2 separate regions of the Homo sapiens genome follow, and region 2 is linked to region 1. The links are chromatin loops, found by intact Hi-C in ENCODE. Cell type or tissue: GM12878. All regions are shown on one strand. Each heading gives the region's core, and the rest is flanking DNA. Links, peaks and the distances in the headings are about the cores only.

Region 1 (9,485 bases), core at 1,096-9,095:
TCTGGGAGGTAGAGGTTGCAGTGAGCAGAGATTAAGCCACTACACTCTAGTCTGGGCGACAGAGTGAGACTATCCCCCCACTCCCCCAAACAATACCCACCGTTGCTGTGGTTGCAGGTACTTGGACAGCCAAGCACTGTGGTTAAGCTCCACGGCCCCTCCCTCCCACAGTGGGAGTCATATGACACCAGCCTGCCTAAGCCCCAGGACCTAGGGCAGCAGGGGTGTAAATGGCTACAGCCCAGCACCCTGGGCCTGAACTGTGAGTTCCCTGGTTGACCTCTGGCTTGTGTCATAATTTGAGTCACTGGAGTTATGTTCTCTTTTCTTCAGTTACAGGTTCTGATTTTTAGCTAGGCTCATGAATACGTGAAAAGAAGACAACATTTCCAACCCTCCTTTGCAGCTAGACATGGCCATGTGACTCAGTTCTGGCCAAAAGAATGTAAAGAAAACCATCTGTGCAGTTCTGGGAATTGCTGTTAAAAAAAAAAAAGGAGAGTACTCTTCTCCTTCCCATACTCCTTCCTGATACCTGGAATATAGCATGGAAAGGCTGAGCTCCAGCAGCCATATTGTATCATGGGGTAGAAGTCATGTTTGTGGATGGCAGAGCAATAAGACAGGAGCCTTTGCATCATGGAGCACTCTGTTGGCTCTGGATTGATTCCCTCAGGACAGCTAAACATGAGAGAGAAACTGAGCTTTGAACTTGTTTGAGACAATGATATTTGAGGGTTTTCATTCTTCTCAACCCAACTGAATCCTACCTGATACACAGGGCTTCTGACTTGCTCCTTGGGCCTGAGTTCTCACCTTGGTCACTTGCCCAGTGTAAGGATGGGGGCCCGGCCTGCTCCATCCTGCAACTGGAGTTCTGCCCTCACCCCAGCTCAGTGGCTGGTCCCTGCTACCTGCTGGAACCCCATCTATGCTGCCTCCCCACCCAGCAGGATTCTGTTCCTCGGCTGGACCCTTGCCAGGGTGGAGGGCAGGTCTCCCACTCTGCTTGCTTTCCTGGAGTGAGCTCTCTTGCCTGCCTCCCACTCTCTGCTTCCCACTCATCCCTGTGCCCTTGGCTCCTTCGCTGGGCCCACCAGGATGGCTGCTCTGTGGACATCCCAATGCCTCCAGTATCTTCCCCAGTGGAGAGGTCCAGGAGCAGCCCATTCCTGACATACAGAAACAACACCTCCTTCATTCATTGATTCATTTCAACAGATATTTACCAAGCATTTGTTATCAGCATTGAGAACACCACAGGAAATAAGATCAGGTCGAATGGTGGGCCTAGTGCAAGTGCTTACAGGCACAGGCTTTAGAGTGAGAACATCAGGCCCAGCCAGCAAAGACACTGAAACCCATCACAAGGAATTTTCAGGAGTTTCTTTTAAGGATATGCCCATGACCTGGGTGATGTGCGCAGGCCTGGATGAGTCACTATACCTCCCAGTCCTCAGCCACCCCATCTGCACATGGCGAGGCTGAACTGCATGCTCTTGATGACTCTGTGCAGGTCTGACCTCCTGTGAAGGAAGGAAAGGGCCCAGGGGCCCCTAGGCCTGGTTTTGCCATGCATGGGCTGCTGATGGATTTAGGGCCTTAAAACAACCACTTGATTATTAATTTCTTTAGAGACAGGGTCTCACTCTGTTGCCCAGGCTGGAGTGCAGTGGTGTGACCATAGGTCACTGCAGCCTCAAACTCCTGGCCTCAAGCAAGCCTCCCGCTCAGGCCTCCCAAAGCGCTGGGATGACAGGTATGAGCCACCACACCCAGCCTTCACTTTTTAATTATTTATTATGATTTTGTCGGTTGGCTGGGCCAGCCAATTCTTCTGCTGGTGACAGTTCCTTCAGCCCCTCTGACCTCTGGCCTAACATGGAAGTGGGGATAATCCCACGTACCCAGAATCTTCCCAGAATTGATGAGATAAGACTCCAGGTAATGGAATAGTTAACAAGGAGGAGTTTCTCTTTAGAAGTAATCCAGCTAATAAATGAAGACAGGATGATAGAATATTACCATTTCTGTGCCAGGCGCAGTGGCTCACACCTGTAATCCCAGGACTTTAGGAGGCCAAGGCAGGCAGATCACTTGAGGTCAGGAGTTCGAGAGCAGACTGGCCTACATGGCAAAACCCCAACTCTACTAAAAATACAAAAAAATATATCTGGGCTTGGTGGCGAACACCTAGAATCCCAGCTACTGGGGAGGCTGAGGCAGAAGAATCACTTGAACCCAGGAGGCGGAGGTTGCAGTGAGCCGAGGTCGCGCCATTGCGCTCCAGCCTGGGCAACAAGAGCGAGACTCCGTCTGAAAAAAATAAGCAAATAAAAAAGAATAAAGGGAAAAAGAGAAAGATTAAAGAGGAATCCATGGATTAAAAGAGATTTAAGAGACATCAACTAATCATATTGTGTGCATCTTGTTTGGATCTTGATTTAATAAAAATGTTAGAAAATGCTTTTTGACATAAAATAGTTGGAAATTTGAACACTTACTGAATATATAAAGATATTAAAGAATAATTGTTTTAAGAAAGACAGAGAGAGATAATGTGTAACCAACCCTTAATAAAGAAAAACCAAGCAGCCTATCTATTATTAGAGAAGTCTACAGGGTATGCTGGGAGTCCTAACCCCGGCTCGGCCATCAGTGTGCTGTGTATGTGGCCTTGGCTGAGTCCCTTTCCCTGCCCAGACCTTGATTTTCCCATTTATGAAATGAAGGAAGGGACCCAAGGGGCCTGTTTAACTCTGGCCTGCTTTTGCTTTGTCTTGTCACGGGCAGCCATGGATCCTTTAATTCGGGGCTTGTATCAACACCACCATGCGTCCACAAGAGTATAAAATGGGCAGAAGAGTGCTTGATGGGCACAAGCCCAGAGCTGTTGGTTTCTGCAGAACCCAGAACAGGAAGGGTCACCTCCCTGAGGCATCTGGAGTGGAGAACCAACTGCATAATCCCAGGTAGGCTGAGTCAAAGCCAAGGGGAAGGAGAGAAACTGCTGGAGGACTTCCTCCCACAAAGCATGGGCACGTGTTATCTACTCACCAGGATGCTTCGACCTTGTTCTGATGCATGGGGACTTCTGGTGAGTTCCCTGGGCCTCCATCCTGGTCTGGTCACCTTCTCAGGACTCCAGTTGAGTTGGGCTGTGTTTGACAAACCCTTTTAAGTGAGTGCAAATAAACAATGTCACTGGATTCCTGCATCACTGACCCCTCAGTTCCATGTTGCTGGCCTCTGCCCACCTGCCCTTCAGACACTGTCATCATGAAAGTATCATCCTTAGCATGGAAACTCACACACTGTAAATGCTCCATGTAAAGTGGTGAAGGGGTGGAGAGGGGAACCTCCCTCATGGACCATCACAGATGCTAAACATTCTCTTGAAGCCTGACAAGCTTTCTCCAGAAAGCTGAACTACAATACCAACCATCTGCTACCAACACCAACGAGTGTAACACATGAACTAAATAATCGAGAAGGACACTTCCGTTTAAGTGGGTACTACAGAGCAGTAGCGAGGCCCACGTGTTAGTGTCAAATCTGGATGCAAATCCTTGCACTGCCTCCTACCAGCTCTATGACTTTGGGTGTTTCTTAACCTTTCTGCAGCTTATTTAGTAACAATGCTGTGAAGATGAGATGATTCCCTTCATACAGTGTTTGGCATCATGCCTCACCCACTGGGAGGGTTCAATGTGTGTCCACAATTATTTTTTTTGAGACTGGGTGTCACTCTCACACCCAGGCTGTGGTGCCATCATAGCTCACGGCAGCCTTGAACTCCCAGGCTCAAGGGATCCTCCTCCCTCAAGCTCCTGAGTAGCTGGGACTACAGGCACGCACCACCATGCCCGGCTAATTTTTGTAATTTTTTTTGTAGAGAAGGGGTCTTGCCATGTTGCCCAGGCTGGTCTTGAACTCCTGGGCTCAAGTGATCCGCCCACCTTGGCCTCCCAAAGTGTTGGGATTACAGGCGTAAGCCACCACACCAGATTCTTTAGGCGTTTCTTAAACCTCTCTGCAGTTAATTTAGTAAGAGTGTTGTCAGCCAGGCACGGTGGCTCATGCCTGTAATCCCAGCACTTTGGGAGGCTGAGGCAGGCAGATCACTTGAGGTCAGGAGTTTGAAACTAGCCTGGCCAACATGGTGAAACCCCATCGCTACTAAAAATGGAAAAATTAGCCGGGCGTGTTGGCACTCGCCTGTAATCCCAGCTACTCAGGAGGCTGAGACAGGAGAACTGCTCGAACCTGGGAGGCAGAGGTTGCAGTGAGCTGAGATAGTGCCAACTGCGCTATAGTCTGGGCGACCTCCCTGTGCTCCTGGTGTTGGGGGACCAACAAGATGGAATCAGGAGCCAGAAACCGAGTCCCAAGTCTCAGCTCTAACTGAGTATTATGGGGGTATTAACGCCCACCTCCCAGGATAGGGAGCACAGAGCAGGGAATTCTTAGTATTGAAACCCTGAAACGCCGACTTCCTGTACATGAGTCGCTGCTGTCCTCTAGTGGCCACTGGATAAATTGCACAGCACGCTGGCCTGAAGAAGGGGAAGTGGGAGATGCTTTTCCCCACTTCTGAATCTACCTGATGCTGGGGTTCTCAACCATGCTCCACTCATGACTTCCTTCTGAATCTACCTGATGCTGGGGTTCTCAACCATGCTCCATTCATGACTTCCTTTTCATAAAATGTATTTTGTATAATTACAGTAATTTTTAAACATTTTAGGCAGATTTACTGAGGTACTGACATATAATAAACTGTGCATATACCGAGATTACAATTTGGTATCTGACCCTTGGTATACAGCTCAAATCATCACATTCAAGATAGTGAAGATATCCATCCTCTCAAAAAGTTTCCTCATTACCCCCGGTGATCCTGCTTTCTGCCCTTTCTACTTCCCCATCACCCCCAAACAACTACTGATCTGCTTTCTTTTTCTTTTTTCCTTTTTTTTTTGAGACGGAGTCTCGCTCTGTCACCCAGGCCGGAGTGCAGTGGCGCGATCTTGGCTCACTGCAAACTCTGCCTCCCAGGTTCAAACAATTCTCCTGCCTCAGCCTCCCAAATAGCTGGGACTACAGGTGCCCGACACCATGCCTGGCTAATTTTTGTATTTTTAGTAGAGACTGGGTTTCACCACTTTGGCCAGGCTGGTCTCGAATTCCTGACCTCATGTGATCCGCCTCCCAAAGCACTGGGATTACAGGTGTGAGCCACCATGCCTGACCCTGATCTGCTTTCTGTCATCATAGGTTAGTTTATATTTTCTAGTGCTTTCTAGACATGGAATCATACAGTGTGTACTTTTTTTTGTCAGGCTTCTTTCACTCACCATAATTATTTTGAGATTTATCCATGTTGTTTTGTGTGCCAACAGTTCATTACTTTTTAAATTTTTAATTATAGTTTTTGTGGGTACATTGTAAGCGTATGTATTTCTGGGATACCTGAGATGTTTTGATACAGGAATGCAGTGCATAATAATCACATCATGGAAAATGGGGTTTCCAGACCCTCAAGCATTTATCCTTTGTGTTACAAACAATCCAATTATATACTCTTATTTTTATTTTCATTTATTTATTTATTTTTGAGATGGAGTTTCACTCTTGTTGCCCAGGCTGGAGTGCAGTGGTGCTATCTTGGCTCACTGCAACCTCTGCCTCCTGGGTTCAAGCATTTCTTCTGCCTCGGCCTCCCAAATAGCTGAGATTACAGGCACGTGCCACTAGGCCCAGCTAATTTTGTATTTTTAGTAGAGACAGGGTTTCACCATGTTGGTCAGACTAGTCTCGAATTCCTGACATCAGGTGATCCACCTGCCTCTGTCTCCCAAAGTGCTGGCATTACAGGCGTAAGCCAGCATGCCCAGCCATTAGTTATTTTTAAATATATAATTAAATTATTATTGATTATAGCCACCCTATTGTGCTCTCAAATACTAGGACTTACTCAATCAGGTTTTTTTTTTTTTTTTGGTACCCATTAACCATCCCCACCTCCCCTCATTACTTTTTATTGCTGAGTTCTATTCCACTGTATGAATGTACCACAATTTGTTATTAATTCAGAATGATAGTAATTTAAAAAATCAATATAATGCCCTAACTAGAATATACAACAGAACCTAACTCAAAGGCGAGTTCTGTATAAAGGCTCAGGGAAGCTGGGTGTGATGGCTCACACTTGTAATCCCAGTGCCGAGGCAGGTGGATCACTTGAGTCCAGGAGTTCGAGACTAGCCTGGGCAACAGAGCCCCTCCCTCCTCAACCTCTACAAAAATTTTAAAAAATTAGCCAGGCTTGGTGGTGCAGGTCGGTAGTCCCAGCTACTCAGGAGGCTGAGATAGGTAGATCACTTAAGGCTAGGGATTTGAGGCTTCAGTGAGCCGTGATCGTGCTACCGCACTCCAGCCTGGGCAATAGAGTGAGATTCCCCCCACCAAAAAAAAAAAAAAAAAAAACTCAGGCATGACCATCCTGGAACATACAATGAAACAGTCGGGCACATATATAGTATACATGTACTAGCTACAAGTACAGCCAGGCAGAGGTGGGGCAGATGGGCACATCAACTACTAGCACCATTATGCCGGACATCACACAACAGAGAGTCAGGGCTGGCCTTTGAGCCCAGGTTTGTTTGGCTCTGAAGCCCAGTGGCTGGCCATTCCATGCAGGAGGGTACAGTGCTCTGTGTCCCAAAGCATGGGGACTGGTGTTGAGCAGACAAGATGGACACAGGCAGATTTTAGCTGGATGGAAGGATGCGTTTCTCACAGGGCTGACCATTGGAGTAGCAGTTCCTTTTTTTATTCCATGGATGGTGTGTTTGGGCTGGCTCACCCTGGGATTTCTCCGGTCCAGCCATGACCCAGACTCATTCACTAAGGTCCGTATTTGTCTTTCAAAGGTATGTTTGTATTTCACCCACTTTGCGTTTCATGGTGACCCAATCCAGGGGCTTTTCCCTGGCACTTCCCACAGCAGAGACATGCTCCTTCCTTGCCCGCTACCCTCAGGGGCCAGCAGCAGGAGGTGGCACTTCACAGTCTGGCTGGGGGCCTCCCTCAGGGCAAAATATAATTTTATGGAAGAAAGTGTTTAGCAATGCTTTCTTGAGACAGGATCTCGTTCTGTCACCCAGGGTGGGGAGTGCAGTGGTGCAATTGAGAGGTAACAGCATGCTGGCAGTCCTCACAGCCCTCGCTCGCTCTCGGCGCCTCCTCTGCCTGGGATCCTACTTTGGCGGCACTTGAGGAGCCCTTCAGCCTACCGCTGCACCGTAGGAGCCCCTTTCTGGGCTGGCCAAGGCCGGAGCCCACTCTCTCAGCTTGCAAAGAGGTGTGGAGAGAGAGGCGCGAGCGGGAACCGGGGCTGCGTGCCGCGCTTGCGGGCCAGCTGGAGTTCCGGGTAGGCGTAGGCTTGGCAGCCCCGCACTCAGAGCAGCCGGCCGGCCCTGCCGGCACTGGGCAATGAAGGACTTAGCACCCGGGCCAGCGGCTGCGGAAGGCGTACTAGGTTCCCCAGCAGTGCCAGCCCACCGGCGCTGCGCTCAATTTCTCGCCGGGCCTTAGCTGCCTTCCCTCAAGGCAAGCCTCAGGACTGCAGCCCGCCATGCCTGAGCCTTCCCCCGCCTCCGTAAGTTCCTGTGCAGCTGGAGCCTCCCCGAGGAGCGCCGCCCCCTGCTCCACGGCGCCCAGTCCCATCTACCGCCCGAGGGCTGAGCAATGCGAGCGCATGGCGCAGGACTGGCAGGCAGCTCCACCTGCAACCCCGGTGCAGGATCCACTAGGTGAAGCCAGCTAGGCTTCTAAGTCTGGTAAGGACGTGGAGAGTCTTTATGTCTAGCTCAGAGACTGTAAACACACCAATCAGCATCCTGTGTCTAGCTCAGGGTTTATGAGTGCACCAATCGACACTCTGTATCTAGCTGCTCTGGTGGGGCCTTGGAGAACCTTTATGTCTAGCTCAAGGATTGTAAATACACCAATCAGCACTCTGTATCTAGCGCAAGGTTTGTAAACACACCAATCAGCACCCTGTGTCTAGCTCAAGGTTTGTGAGTGCACCAATCGACACTCTGTATCTAGCTGCTCTGGTGAGGCCTTGGAGACCCTGTGTGTCAAAACTGTATCTAACTAATCTGATAAGAACGTGGAGAACCTTTATATCTAGCTCAAGGATTGTAAACACACCAATCAGTGTCCTGTCAAAACAGACCACTCAGCTCTACCAATCAGCAGGACGTGGGTGGGGCCAGATAAGAGAATAAAAGCAGGCTGCCTGAACCAGCAGTGGCAACCTGCATCGCGTCTTGTTCAACACTGTGGAGGCTTTGTTGTTTTGTTGTTTGCAATAGATCTTGCTACTGCTCACTCTTTAGGTCCACACTGCTTTTATGGCTGTAACACTCACTGTGAAGAACTGCAGCTTCGCTCTTGAGCTAGCAAGACCGCGAACCCACCAGAAAGAAGAAACTCCAAACACATCTGAACATCAGAAGGAACAAACTCCAGATGTGCCACCTTAAGAACTATAACACTCACCACAAAGGTCTGTGGCTTCATTCTTGAAGTCAGTGAGACCAAGAACCCACCAATTCCAGACACACAATCATAGCTCACTGCAGCCTTGACCTTCTGTGCTCAAGAGATCCTCCCACCTCAGCCTTCCAGATAGCTGGAACTATAGACATACAGCACTATGCCCCACTAATTTACCTCACTTTATTTTTTGTAGAGACAGTATCTCACTATATTGCCCAGGCTGGTCTTGAACTCCTGTGCTCAAGCAATCCTCTCACTTCAGCCTCCCAAAGTGCTGAGATTATAGGTGTCAGCCACTGTGCCTGGCCCATAGCAATGCTTTTGAGACAAGGTTTTAAAACCTGCTACTATAAGATAATCAGTTATATTTGCCTTCAGGGGTAATTTACCTATTGTGTTGTTATTAAAGGAGTCTGTTGGTGGTAACTCCTTGGCTTCAGAGTGGCCGTCTCCTTGCAAGGAAACTTTGAAGAATTTAGTCAAACATTAGTGTTACAGAGAAGGACCCAAGGTCCATAGGAAGTGGAGTGTAATACACAAGTTCTCCAGTCATTTCCTAACTCCGTTTTTAACATCTCACCCCAATAGTTTCCCCTGGATCCAATTAAATACACATGTCATGCTTTTATTCTTAAGCTTGCTTCTTCCTGATTTCCTTGGAAATGTTTTCCTTCTGCTCCTTATAACTTTTTGGGTTGAAGGCTCAGTTCATTTATTTTATTTATGGGATTTTTGGTTTTTGTTTTTAGTCCCCTTTCCTCTCCTCTGTTGCTCACAGTGCAGACAACTTTGTGCAGTGGAAACAGTGCAGCCTTTGGGGCCTGAAAGTCTTTTGTTTTGACTCTTGGTTCAACTTCCCATGAGCAACTGTTAAGTCTCAGTTTTTTCGTGTGTAAAAGGAAGGCAGTGGT
Region 2 (9,485 bases), core at 913-8,912, 110 kb after region 1:
CAGGATTTCCCTTAATCAAGGACCTAGTGTGTGGCTCTAGAATCACCAATGTATCATTTGTTGATGCGGGAGCCTCTCACAGAACTTGGCCTGGGTAGAAGCGCAGTAAGCGTTTGCTGAGTGAATGAATGAACTGCAAGAATCTCATGCAAGGGCTGTGGGCTCAAACACTTTCAGAGGCCAGGCAGACACCACCAATGAATGAGGTTGGGGGTGGTGATTCGTGGGGAGTGGAGAGGACAGGGGTGGAGTGGGGATATGTGCCCGAGCCACCGGGGCAGCTGCCACTCCGCTTGCCCTCATGCTGCCAGGTGGGAATGTGGGCCATCTATTACCACATCTGATTTTTCAAAAGAAGCCAAAAGCCAGTCTTTTATGATGAGCTCCTGATTTTTTCATGTTGTGGACTAATTTTAAGCTTTTTAAATTAAGTGAGGGCCAAATGAAACACATATGCTTGTTGAATACTGCCCAGAGGACATGGTTTGGAATTTCTGCTTTGAAACTTCAGGATGTTCCAGCGTTTCTGATGCAGTGACAGTGATTTTCCTGATGACTACGAGACAAAGGTGTCCACAAGCAGGTAAAGGAAAGCCAGTGTCACCAACAGCCATAAGCCAATTCCATGTGGATGGCCTCCTCTGCTGGCATCCCACTGGGAGGGGCTCCAAGAACTGGTAAGAGCTCTGAAGGCAGGGTTGCAGGGAGGGCAGGGAGGAGGGTACAAATGACCTATGACTGCTGGTTGGCATAGTATAAGACTCTTGTATAACTTGAATTCTCATGAAACATGCATTTTTGATGGATTATTAGATTATTTTCATCTTTGCACTAGTGGCACAAAGACCAGACAATCCCATGTAATGGATAAAAGATAGTGCCACTTGCACCAGACAGAGAGAAGCTAAGACAAGACTGGACAAGGTCCTGGGAAAGAGGCCACAGGTGGCAAATCCACCCCACCTGAAGGACCTCATCTGGGTGCAGACTTCTACCTCCCACCGTTGCTTCAGTACCGGAAGTCTTTCCTTGTTTTCCTCACCAGACAGTTCTTTTTCTCAAACTAAGGAAACGAGCACACATCTCAGAATGGCCCCAGTTCAAATCCATTCGCTGACTGTGATGAACAGCTTTGGAAGCCCCATTTGTCCATCTTTCCAACATGACTCATATATGTTGATATCACACATCCCGGATGTGATAGGATGAGGGCACTTCATCTCTTAGGTATTCTTCCCAAAATTCTGCAGTCCCAGTCTAATCATGAGAAGACCAGAAACTGTCACCAGTCAGCAGAGACTAAGGAGACATGGACACTCAACGCACCACGGTGTCCTGGATTAGGTCCAGGAAGGGAAAGAGGCCATTATTAGTAAGATAACTGCTGAGACCTGAAGAAAGTGTGTAGTCCAGTTGAAAAATCATGGATCTAGGCCAGGCAAGGTGGCTCACACCTGTAATCCCAGCACTCTGGGAGGCCAAGATGGGTGGGTCATTTGAGGTCAGGAGTTTGAGACCAGCCTGGCCAACATGGTGAAACCCCGCCTCTACTAAAAATACAAAAGTTAGCTGGGCCTAGTGGCACGCACCTGTAATCCCACTACTCAGGAGGCTGAGGCAAGCGAATCACTTGAACCTGGGAAACAGAGGTTGCAATGAGCCGAGATCGTGCCACTGAAGTCCAGCTTGGGTGACAAAGCGAGACTCCTTCTCAAAAAAAAAAAACCAAAAAACAAAACAGCCGGGCTCAGTGGCTCACCCCTGTCATTCCAGCACTTTGGAAGGCTGAGGTGGGCAGATCACTGAGGGCTGAGAGTTTGAAACCAGCCTGGCCAACATGGTGAAACCTCATCTCTACTAAAAATACAAAAAATTAGCCAGGCATGGTGGCACGCGCCTGTAATCCCAGCTACTTGGGAGGCTGAGGCAAGAGAATAACTTGAACCAGGGAGGCAGAGGTTACAGTGAGTGGAGATTGTGCCATTGCACTCCAGCCTGGGCGACAAGAGCGAGACTCCATCTTAAAATAATAATAATAATAAACAATAAATAATAAAATAAAAATGATGGGGCAGGGTACAGAGGCTGACACCCATAATCCCAGCACTTTAGGAGGCTGAAGCAGGTGGATCACCTGAGGTCAGGAGTTCAAGACCAGCTTGGCCAACACGGTGAAAAAATGCAAAACTAGCCAGGCATGGTGGGGTGCACCTGTAGTCCCAGCTACTTGGGAGGCTGAGGTGGGAGGATTGCTTGAGCCTGGGAGGTGGAGATTGCCATGAGCTGAGATCGCATCGCTGCACTCCAGCCTGGGTGACAGAGTGAGACTCCGTCTCAAAAAATAAAAATAAAAGTTAAATAAAAATAAAAACAGTTAAGATTGCCAAATAAAAATAGTTAAAATTTTATATTATATGTATTTTACCACACTTTCTTTTCTCTCTCTCTCTTTTTTTTTTAAGACAGAGTCTCGCTCTGTTGCTCAGGCTGGAGTGCAATGGTGCAATCTTGGCTCACTGCAACCTCCATCTCCCAAGTTCAAGCGATTCTCCTGCCTCAGCCTGCCGAGCGGCTGGGATTACAGGCACCCACCATCATGCCCGGCTAATTTTTGTATTTTTAGTAGAGACAGGGTTTCACCATGTTGGCCAGGCTGGTCTCGAACTCCTGACTTCAGGTGATCTGCCCAACTCGGCCTCCCAAAGTGCTGGGATTACAGGTGTGAGCCACTGCACCCAACTCACAATTTCTTAAAATAATAAAGAAATCAACACAGATGTGACTGATTGTATATGTGCGTGTGCATGTGTGTGTACACATCTACATTCCCCAGCTGTATCCACTGAGAGGGACAAGGAACAGCCTCATCCTAGTGGCAATGAGCACATGTAGCATCCAGATCTTGACTTCTAAATACCATTTTCAAAAAGGAGAACCAGGATCTTTGGAGAACAGACTGATTCCAGGGCTAGGACAAAAAACATACGGATGCTTCTATAACAGCTTGTACTAAAAAGCTCAAAGAATGATGGGTCACCAAAAAAGGGCACAGCTGCGAGCTTGAGTGGGTTCCCACTGGCCAAACTGGGAATTATTATTATTATTATTATTATTATTATTTTTGAGATGGAGTCTCACTCTGTTGCCCAGGCTGGAGTGCAGTGGTGCAATCTCAGCTCACTGCAACCTCTGCCTCCCAGGTTCAATGGATTCTCCTGCCTCAGCCTCCAGAGTAGCTGGGACTACAGGTGTGTGCCACCACACCTGGCTAATTTTTGTATTTTTAGTAGAGACGGGGTCTCACCATGTTGGCCACGCTGGTCTCAAACTCCTGACCTCAAGTGATCCACCCGCCTCAGCCTCCCAAAGTGCTGGGATTACATGCATGAGCCACTGTGCCCGGCCTGGGAATAATTTAATTATTACAGTGAATAGTGAGAGTCATGGATTATAACCTATTGCATTCATGAGTCCATGCAGACATAGATAAATCACTTGCCCAAGATCACAATGGGATAAGATAGCACTGGGGACGAGGGATGCTCACTCTCATTTTCCTTTAGCACTTCTTTCCCCCCAGATACTGTGAGTGGGAAGGACATGACACAGAGCAAGCTGGAGGCCCAGGAAATTCCTAGAGAGAGTGTCCAGGACATATGGACTTTTGAGATCTGCCCAGTGTCATTTCCTGTTTCAAATCGTGCTGGGGGAAGGGAAGGTGCAGGAGGTGCAGTGAGGGAGGGGCTATGGGGGTGAGAGAGGCCGGAGAGCAGGGAGGAGGCTGGTCCATCAGCTGTGGCTGCCAATGATGCCTGGTAGGGGGGGTACGGGTGAGGGACCTCCTGGAGAGCAAGGTGCCCACATCTGGTTCACATTGAAGGGTAAAAACAAACAGGTTCGTGAGCTGGAAGAAGCCCAGTGGACTGAGCCAAGCCGTGCTGCTTGGACACTAGGGCACAGCATCCTCTCTTCCATGGGTCACTGGGCCTGGGCAGCTCCCAAGGGCTTGCAGAGGGGACGCAATTGGAATAAGGCTATCTTCTCTGCTTGGAACCACATTATCTGGGTCCAGCTCCTCCTAATGTACAAACCAGCCTCATTCTGTGTCCGGAGAGGCTGGTTCTTTGATTTGTAGATGACTCATTTCAGGCCCTTGAACGAGACTGAGACTGCACACGTGCCAAATGTCACCATGTCCACCCACAGGGCTTGTTTGTGCTTCGTGTAATGTCTCCCTTGGCTGGGAAGAGACAATGGCTTGCTGTAGGATCTGGAACAACTTTCTTAACTTCTATGAGCCTCAGTTTCCCCTGCTATAAAATGGAAACAACAGTTCCTCCTTAAGGGGTCATGGTTGGCCTACTAGAGTTACTGAGTATCGGGCCCAGCCACAGTGCCAAAAAGCTCGCAATCAGCGTCCACCATTCCTACCGGTCATTTGGACTCCAGCCTTCTCTCGTCTATTGGGTATTTAAAGTTAGCCTGTAGCCCCAGCTACTTGGGAGGCTGAGGTAGGAGGATCACTTGAACTCGGGAGGCAGAGGTTGCAGTGAGTCAAGATCGTGCCACTGCACTCCAGCCTAGGTGACAGAGCGAGATTTTGTCTCAAAAAGATTTTTAGGAGAAAAAGACTTTCCTCTAGGCCAGGCGTAGTGGTTTACACCTATAATCCCAGCACTTTGGGAGGCCAAGGCAGGTGGAACACCTGAGGTCAGGAGTTCAAGACCATCCTGGCCAACATGGTGAAACTTTGTCTGTACTAAAAATACAAAAATTAATTGGGCATGGTGGTGTGTGCCTGTAGTCCCAGCTACTTAGGAGGCTGAGGCAGGAGGATCACTTGAACCTGGGAGGTGGAGGTTACAGTGATCCAAGATCACACCACTGCACTCCAGCCTGGGTGACAGAGCAAGACTCTGTCTAAAAAAAAAGTTTTAGGAAAAGAAGGCTTTCCTCTAGGATTTGTATTCCAGCAATTAGTACTATCCCTGGCAATTCGAGGCAAGTGGCAGGCAGACCACAGATGACTTTCCAGTTTTGTTATTTGGTGGCTGTGTGACACTAAATAGCTTCCTTAACCTCTCTTAGCCTCAGCTCCTTCTTCTGTAAAAGCAGAATTCTTGCCCTGCCTCTCAGGTATTTGTGAGAATTCGGAGGGGTAATGCATATCAGAGAAGGGTATGGTTTGTGGTAAATACTATTTTCCTTCCCAGGCCCATATTAAAGGCTCAAAGAATAGTTGTTGGGTGGAGGTGAAACACACCAGGAAAGCACCTTTCAAAACCACCTGGGTACAGCCCTTTCTCTGCTCAGCGTTAGTTCTTTCCTCTTCAGTAAGTGGCACCATGGCCAGGCACAACAGCTCACACCTGTTATCCCAGCACTTTGGGAGGCCAAGGCAGGGGGATCACTTGAGCCCAGGAGTTTGAGACCAGCCTGGACAATATAGTGAAACCCAATCTCTACAAAAAAAAATTTTTAATTAGCTGAGCATGGTGGCACACACCTGTAGTCCCAGCTATCTGGGAGGCTGAGGCAGGAGGATCACTTGAGCCCAGGAGACAGAGGTTTCAGTGAGCCATGATCGTGCCACTGCACTCCAGCCTGGGCGACAGAGCGAGACTCTGCCTCATAAATAAATAAATCGGCAGCAGACAGCAGCGAGCAGATTCATTCTGGAGAGAGCCCTGAGGCCCACATCCTGGCCAGCACCTTGTAGAGACCTCAGCTTCCTACCCTGAACTCACCTCTTGCTGTCCCCAAACTTACAGAAAAGGACGTTGCCCCTTTGCCACATGCAACCAGCTTGCTCTCCTCCAGCGCCCTCCAGGGTGTTCCTGGGGAGTCCGCTTCCGTGGGCCCACTTGTCCGCTGTCAAAAGCCCTTGGCCGGCTGGGCTTGATGGCTCACACCTCTAATCCCAGCACTTTGGGAGGTCGAGGCGGGCGGATCACAAGGTCAGGGGCTCAAAACCAGCCTGGCCAATATGGTGAAACCCCGTGTCTACTAAAAATACAAAAATTGGCCCCGTGTGGTGGTGCATGCCTGTAGTCCCAGCTACTTGAGAGGCTGAGGCAGGAGAATTGCCTGAACCCAGGAGGTTACAGTGAGCCAAGATCGTGCCACTGCACTCCAGCCTGGGAGACAGAGAGAGACTCTGTCTCAAAAAAAAAAAAAAAAGCCCTTGTCCAGGAGCCCCTACAAAGCAAAAGCCCGGGACACCATCCGCCTTGGTCCTTCGGAGAAGGTGAAATTAGACAAACTGGTTACACCTTGGCAAATCATTTGACCTCATTGTGCCTCAGTTTTCTCATCTGTAAAAATGACTTTTTTGTTTTGAGATGCAGTTTTGCTCTTGTTGCCCAGGCTGGAGTGCAGTGGCACGATCTCGGCTCACTGCAACCTCTGCCTCCCAGGTTCAAGCGATTCTCCTGCCTCAGCCTCCCAAGTAGCTGGGACTACAGGTGCCTGCCACCACGCCTGAATACTTTTTTGTATGGGTTTTACTGTGTTGGTCAGGCTGGTCTCAAACTCCTGACCTCAGGCGATCTGCCTGTCTCAGCCTCCCAAAGTGCTGGGATTACAGGCATGAGCCACCACGCCCAGCCCCTTCATGCAGTTTCTCTCACTCCTTTCAGAAGCAAGGAGTCTGATATTCCATCAACATGGAATCCACTGCTATAAACCAGCCTGCAGTCCCAGCTGGTGAACTACAATCCAATCAGGGATTAAATCTAAATTCCTCCCATCTGATCAGTGGGATCCCTACACATCCAACTCACCCCTTCCTCCTCCAGAAATGTTATCAATCCCCTACATGCCTCCAATAACCTGTTTAACCACCAGCCAAGAGCTTACTACTCCCCCTCTCCCAAGCTTAGACACTCAGTGTAATTAATGGACACGCAACATTGGGAGCTTTCACATTAAGCTCTTACTTTGAAACTTTGAACATGAAAAAGAGCAGAAAAAAGCAGATCTCCTAATCTCGGTGAAATTGTAGGTAAAACTCCAAGTAGAATACCCAAAATAAATTGTATAAGTAATGATAATATATCATAATGTATTTATCATATGCATATATATTAGATATATTTGGAATATATAGGTATTATGTATTCTAAATTTCCATCATCTATCTATCTATCTCCATCTGTCTATCTATAGTCACCCCAAAGGCTAAAAGAAAGTTTTCCACACTCAAGAGTGAAATGGGGCTGGGCTCAGTGGCTCACGCCTGTAATCCCAACACTTTGGGAGGCTGAGGCAGGAGGATTGCTTGAGGCCAGAAGTTCAAGACCAAGACCAGCCTGGGCAACATAATGAGACCCTGTCTCTACAAAAAAATATAAAAATTAGCCAGCTATGGTGGTGCACACCTGTAGTCCCAGCTACTCGGTAGGCTGAGGTGGGAGGATTGCTAAGGGCAGGAGGTGGAGGCTGTATTAAACCATGATTGCTCCACTGCACTCCAGTCTGGGTAACGAACTGAGACCCTGTCTCAAAAAAAAAAAAAAAAGAAAGAAAAAGAAAGAGAGAGAGAGTGAAATGGAACAAATTATACATCCTTTGCATGACAAGAAAGAGGTAGAAGAATAACATTGTGGAGGGCCTGGTTTCTCTGAAGGAGCTGTTGAAATCTGCTCTATGATCAGAAGGGGACATGATTGTAGGTGGAGGCTGGAAAAAGGCTGTTTGAGCAACTGTTTAGATTTTGGGTTAAACCATTTGGCACAGCTTGAAAAATATTATGCTCTCAAAAAAAATCTATTTATCCAAGATCCATCTATCTATCTATCATCTATCTATCTATCTATCTATCTGAAATGAAATTAGTTGCCCCCTTAAACTCCTGCTTTGTAAACTAACACTGACTGAGAGCTTACTTGTTGAGCTGCGTATTCAAATCACCTTTAAAGCACTGGTAGGAGTTAGATACTAGTTTTATCCTCATTTTGCTGAGTTGAAAAGTGAGGCACAGAGCAGTTAAGCAACTTGCTGGACGTCACACAGCTATTAGGTGTCAGAGCTGGATTGAAATTCAAATCTGATTCCAGAGCCAATGCTATTTGCCACTAAGCTCTACTGCCTCCCTGTGGCGGTTTTCCAGTCAGGAGGGAGTCTTCAGCTTTCACAAATACTATACCTCCCTCGCCCACAACACACAGAACTCAGTCTCCCCCTGTTGCTTTTCATAGCAAACCCTATGCCCTGTGTTCATATTTTTGACATGCATAAAATCTTGGCACACCATGAGAAAACAAATACTTTGTTGATGTGTGTGTGTGTGTGAACCAATAACTTCCACTTTCTGTCTTTCTAAACTATTAGAAGGAAAAACATTTGTTCTCACCCTTCCCATTTTTTGTTCGTTTGTTTGTTTTTTGAGACGGAGTTTCTCTCTTGTTGCCCAGGCTGGAGTGTAATGGCATGGTCTCAGCTCACTGCAACCTCCGCCTCGCAGGTTCAAGTGATTCTCCTGCCTCAGCCTCCCAAGTAGCTGGGATTACAGGCCCCTGCCACCATGTCTGGCTACTTTTTGTATTTTTAGTAGAGATAGGGTTTCGCCATGTTGATCAGGCTGGTCACGAACTCCTGACCTCAGGTGATCTGCCCACCTCAGCCTTCCAAAGTGCTGGGATTACAGGCGTGAGCCACCGCACCCGGTCCTCACCGTTCCTATGTAAAGCCAAAAGCATTCACTCACTGTCCATCCACAGCACAGGTTGGAAGCCACTTAGGAGCCCTGGGGGTTGAATCTAGTGAAGAGAATCTGACGATGCCTGGTGCACTCTGGGGTGAATTCATTTTGACACCTAGCTCTGAATTTTTAGAAATATCGTTGTTCTTAATATTGGTGTTTTAGATAAAGGAGGCACATTAGTTTTCTTTTTCTTTTTTTGAGATAGAGTCTCACTGTATCACCCAGGCTGGAGTCCAGTGGTGCAATCTCAGCTCACTGCAGCCTTGACCTCCCTGGCTCAAGCGATCCTCCCACCTCAGCCTCCCAAGTAGCTGGGACTACAGGTGCACACCACCACGCCTGGCTAATTTTTGTATTTTGTAGAGACGGGGTTTTGTCATGTTGCCCAGGCTGGTCTTGAACTCCTGGACTCAAGCAATCCTCCTGCTTTGGCCTCTCAAAGTGCTGGGATTATAGGAGTGAGCCACCGCACTCAGCTGAAATGTTCCATGTCTTTATCTGGATGGTGGTTACCTGGGTGTCCATGTAGGTAAAAATGCATTGAGTGGCTGGGTACAGTGGCTCACTCCTGTAATCCCAGCACTTTGGGAGACTGAGGCAGGAGGGTCACTTGAGTCCAGGAGTTCAAGACCAGCCTGAGCAATATGGCGAAACCCAATCTCTACTAAAAATACAAAAATTAGCTGGGCATTGTGACTTGGGCCTGTAATCCCACATACTCATGAGGCTGAGGCACAAGAATCACTTGAAGCCGGGAGGCAGAGGTTGCAGTGAGCCAAGA

The links. A loop is a pair of places that touch in the nucleus more often than their neighbours do. Peaks named below come from ENCODE experiments on the same cell type or tissue, not always from the same donor. Only the 100,000 strongest peaks of a DNase experiment are listed, where the experiment ranks them.
Region 2: a loop joins it to region 1, with 2.1 times the contacts of the local background. A loop is called at or near these places in 9 of 110 quality-filtered maps.

The regions. Positions count from the first base shown.
Region 1 is chr17:68,167,632-68,177,116 of GRCh38, reverse strand. All of the region lies in intron 1 of LOC105371870 (a long non-coding RNA gene), which reads right to left. Among named protein-coding and RNA genes, the nearest start is that of LINC00674, 71 kb to the right of the region's middle. RefSeq lists an enhancer at 7,048-7,547. In GM12878, for the core only: a CTCF peak has its summit at 4,525 (motif pointing left); a DNase peak (open chromatin) is centred at 4,505.
Region 2 is chr17:68,056,300-68,065,784 of GRCh38, reverse strand. No RefSeq gene overlaps it. Among named protein-coding and RNA genes, the nearest start is that of KPNA2, 25 kb to the right of the region's middle. In GM12878, for the core only: a CTCF peak has its summit at 8,137 (motif pointing left); a DNase peak (open chromatin) is centred at 5,204.